Regions from separate parts of the Homo sapiens genome. Here region 2 is linked to region 1. A link is a loop called in an ENCODE intact Hi-C map of the cell type or tissue named here. Cell type or tissue: Calu3. All regions are shown on one strand.

What was found. Hi-C counts contacts between places; a loop is a spot of excess contacts. Peaks named below come from ENCODE experiments on the same cell type or tissue, not always from the same donor. Only the 100,000 strongest peaks of a DNase experiment are listed, where the experiment ranks them.
Region 2: it touches region 1 in a loop (2.2-fold over the local background); 1 of 110 quality-filtered maps calls a loop at or near these places.

What each region holds. Positions count from the first base shown.
Region 1 is chr6:44,924,504-44,927,003 of GRCh38, forward strand. The region is part of intron 10 of SUPT3H (SPT3 homolog, SAGA and STAGA complex component); the gene reads right to left. Among named protein-coding and RNA genes, the nearest start is that of MIR586, 270 kb to the right of the region's middle. In Calu3, no CTCF peak of the experiment used is centred here; a DNase peak (open chromatin) is centred at 1,128.
Region 2 is chr6:45,043,116-45,045,615 of GRCh38, forward strand. All of the region lies in intron 3 of SUPT3H (SPT3 homolog, SAGA and STAGA complex component), which reads right to left. Among named protein-coding and RNA genes, the nearest start is that of MIR586, 150 kb to the right of the region's middle. In Calu3, no CTCF peak of the experiment used is centred here; a DNase peak (open chromatin) is centred at 1,246.

The sequences.
Region 1 (2,500 bases):
AAACCACTGAAAGAGTTAAGAATACAGGTCAACCAATAAAGAAAAAGTTTAATGGGTAGGATTAGTAAGAATTTATTGAAGCCTATGGTACCAGTAAGCCATAGAGTATTTAGCTGCTGTACACAGAAAAGGCTCTGGTGATTAAAATTAAAAGTAATTAAATTAAATGTTTCATATCTTTCTGGGAAATACTCACTTTCAGGTTATTCTTATATGATAAATATGCTACATGTTAATTTTTTTCCTTAGGATCAGTGGCCTACAGTTTTAAACATATGTTTGGTTTCCAATCTGTAATAATAGATTTAGTACTCTCAAAAAATTTATTATGAAAATTTTCACTTCCAGTAAAAACACATATAATTTATTTCTACCCAATTTCTACTTGGTATTTACATTTGAAAATTATTCTAATATTTTGTGACATTTAATTTTCCAGGTTGAACACATAAGATGCAGACAAACCTAATGTGCTCATGACATAAATATTTGCAAATATGAAATTCTAGATCAAAATGATCAAAACAATCTGCCATGCCACTTTTGTTTTTAAAAGTTCAATGTGAAGAATTCTTTAAAAATTTTTCATATTTTCGATCCCTATTAGTCCATTATGAACATCCCTAAACTAATGATATGAAAACATCTCTAGTACCCTCTAATAAATTTACATCAAAGTAAATGGGCACAGTAATCTGAGAGTCAGGAGGCTGGATTCTAGGGTTAGTTCTGTCATGCACTTGCAAAGTGTCTTTGGGTACAGCACAAAGCTTCTCAGAGGTCCAGACTAACTGGCTAGCTCAAGTCCTCTCCAGTAAGGACTAGAGATTTGTTTCTACAGATGCACTTAAGGTATTATTCAGGTTAATGACCATGCTTAAATGAGCAATTTTATTGTCTCACTATTCTAGTTCAATAGAAAGTTACCTGATAACATGCAAGTTCAGAGGGTTAACATTTTTCTACTGTGAATATCAGGAGAAACTAAAATAGATTTAGGCATTACAGATGGGATTATGTCATCACACTCGGCAAACACAGTTTCCTTTCTCTGGCTTTCAAAATTACAGACCTGGGTTTATATCAGCAATTTACAGCACTTCCCATTGAGAGCTAGGCTTGAGTAGGTAACCATGGGTACCACCCACTGCTTGTAAATAGTGAAGATCTAGATAAAACATGTCTGACCACCTTCCCTGTGACATAAGAGAACACTAGACTACCCCTCAGAGTTATTTTCTCTGAGAGAAAACACCAAATGCTCTAATCATAACATTTTAAAATGCTCTTTACTTCTAACCCTGAACAAGTAAATTCTAAGAATGTTTTTGTTAAAATCATTACCATTACCATTCAAAAGCATTTGAATTTTTAGGTTGTGAAAAAAATATTCTTCAAACAAATGCCAATGAATTTTCTGATGGGACAATTCATTTAAACCTTTGTTACACCCATTTTTAGACCCTGAGGCCCTTCCTCAATATTGTATTCTTTATATATTCAGGTAGTACATACAAAACATTATCAATAATTTTGGAAAATAATACAGAATAGAAAACAGAAAGACCCGCGATACGCTTGTAGTAATTTAACAGATGATAAATAAAGTAATCCTAATAAATAGGAACTGGATAGATTACTCATTTAATTGATTGGCATATTTTGATATTTAGTTTTTATATTATAGAAACTCTCATTCCATATATTAGATAAAAATGTAGAATTATAGTTGAATAAAAAATAATTAAAAATACAGATGTGTATTTAATCTCAGGTTATACAATTTTTTAAATCTTAAGACAACGGAATATTATAGAGGAAAATACCAGTAGACCTAACTACATAAAATCCTATATATTGAAAACATATCGAATTAGAAAAAAATTAAGATAAATGGAGAACTGGGAAAAATACCTGCAACAAACCTGACAAAAAGTTTTACTGTTCATGACTGATAAATGTCTTAAAAATTTTTTTAATTACAAAAATTTATTCACATAAGTTAGTAGATTCATACAAATAAATCTAATGCCCTACAAAAAATGGCAAAGACATAATTCAATTCAAAGAAATACAAATTATTAGTAAATATATAAAAATGTTCAATATCATTAGTTATCAAATACAAATTAAAACAAAAATATCCTATCACTCACTAGCTGTATGTTAACTTGGGAAGGCTAGTAACAGTCTGTTAGTTTTCTCATCTATAAATTAACAATAGTTTCTATTTGTTAAGGTCGTCATGAGGCCTGTGTGAGTCAGTACAGTGCAGTGCATGATGCATGAGTGCTCAACAAATATTAGCTGCTATAGTTGCTACTTTATTTTTGCCTGGAAAATGACAAAAATAAAACTGATAATATTCAACGCTGATTTGAGTTTATACTCTCATATACCACTTATACAATTATGAAGTCATTCATGTTTTCTAAGAATTATTTTGGTAAGATTATCAGGAAATTTAAAAGGTCCAATCCTTTGATCCAGGAATTTCACT
Region 2 (2,500 bases), 120 kb after region 1:
GGAGCCTTGTATCTTACATACACACATACACACACACACACACACACACACACACGCACACACACAAACACCAAAACCAAGGCAAATTACAAAAAGAGTATAAAATCTTTAACTTAATTAACACCTATTTAATTTTGTTTTGTTCTCCATGAAAATGAGAGAAATGACAAATGCACACAAATAGAAATAAACGGTCTTATTTATTTTTCCAACCTTTATTTTAGTGTCAGGGATATATGTACAGGTTTGTTACATGGGTGAGTTGTGTGTCACTGAGGTTTGGTGTATGAATGATCCAGTCACCCAAGTAGTGAGCATGGTACCTGAGATAATGTTAGTTTTAACACAGTCCTTTTCCTCCTCAGGCAAAATTCCCACAGGGAGCAATGATGAGACTTACACCTAAGTTAAAAATCCCTTCATGACATAAATTCTGAACATTTATTCTACACGCAGACACAATATTAGATGCTTTTTAGAATTGGAAATGAAGAACAAAAAGAGGTGAAAACATGGAAAGCAAAAATGTCCCAGCTTGCCTTCAAGGAGCTTATTCTACTATGGAAGACTATACACATATTAAAGGCTGAAAAAAAAGGAAAGAAATTCACAAATAAATATGATCTGATTATAGCTATGCACCATTACTATTTGATGAAACCACATTAATTCAGCTTTCACTAATTTCAAATTTATAATTGTTGGGGCATGGTAGAGATTGAAATTCAGCTTTTACTCACTATGAATAAAACTAAATGAACTGAAGCTACAAACAACTCAGGGCTTTCAAGAACCCCTTACTGCCTTTCTAAAAATGAGAAACTCAGAAATGTACACCATATTAACAGAATTTATTAATTTCAGGTATGTAAGTCAAGAAAAATACATTTTTCCTATACTTTCATTTGTAACAAAGTGGGCTGAATTATTTATTCAAATTAAGCTACTACAGTTCCCTCCCATTTACCTAAACATCTAAAATGCTAATGCTGCTAATAAAATAGCAGTAGTAGTAGAGGCAGTGCAGTGTTAATGCTAATGGTAGTGTCCATTCATTGATTTCTTAAGCCTCTGTGCCAATCTCTATTATCATTTCCAACCTCGCCCCTATGCACTTTTCACTGCAGGGCTGAGTTCTCTACACAAATCCTGCTTTGTATGCCTTTGAATCCTTTATCAGGTTGGAATAATCTTTCCAATTTTGTCTAGCTAACTCCTATTCAACCTTTGAAACTCAGCTCAGGTTTCATATCCTCGGGGAAACCCCTAATCCCCTGGTTCTCAGGGTATCTACAGCACTAGGGAATAGGTGATAGCACTGTAATGTTAGGCTAGATCTCCTTTTCTACCTCCACTACTTATCTGTAAATCACTTGTAGTCAGGAATCACATCTTACCTTATTATGCATCCAAACAGCTATCATTAGAAGAGACAGTCAATATATTACTTATTGAATGAATGAGTCAGGCACTATACCAGGAATTTAATTATGGTAAAACAAATACTTTAAAATTTTACTGCTAAAAATAGCTTGAGAGATGGAATATAACATGATCAAGGTCTCATGGTTACTGGGTGATGGAATCAGAAATAAATCCAGGCCTGCTGGGTTTCAGGCCAGGTGACCCTACGCTTTCAACTCAAAGTGTTATCTTAGATTCTTAGGTCTTAGATTCTTGGATGGGATCTCTTCCAGTTTTAGAATAAAGCCACTTCTCTCTGGCCAACTGAGGAGTCAATTTTAAGCATGCAAACTGGGATTTCAGTTAAAAAATAAAAATTATTTTAGTGTTACAAATTGTCAGTGAAGGACTTTCTCAAAGCTTTAATCATATAAATAGTTTGACATCTCTAAGGTAGCAGTTCTCAATTTCATATTGTGGATTATTTCACGAGAGGAAAAAAGAGTGACCAACTCCATCTATACCCACTATGTCACTGAAAAGAAACCTCATCATGACTCATGGGAAGAATGGCATCTGAAAAAATACTTAAGAAATGTCACAAGTAAATTATTAATCCATGCCATAAAACAGACTACAGATACTGTCATATTATAAACCTTAGAATTTCAAGAAACCAGCTGGAAGACCACCCAGAGAATCCTAGAAGACCATCAGTGGTCTATGGGGACCATACTTTGAGAACTACCGTTATAAGAAATGAAACTGCTTCCTCCTCAGGAACTTCATCTTTTTGTTGGGGGAACACACTGTCCTTCAAGCCAAAAACATCAAAGTATTAAGACCTCTAAATTCTTCTAAAATACTGTCATAACCCCAAACTACCTTGTTCATGGGATGTAGTCATGTAGTTGTAAATGCAGATCTGCTTATCTATTGTTGGTGTATAGGAATGCTTGTGATTTTTGCACATTGATTTTCTATCCTGAGACTGTGGAAGTTGCTTATCAGCTTAAGGAGTTTTGGGGCTAAGACACTGGGGTTTTCTAAATACAGAATCATGTCATCTGCAAACAGAGACAATATGACTTCCTCT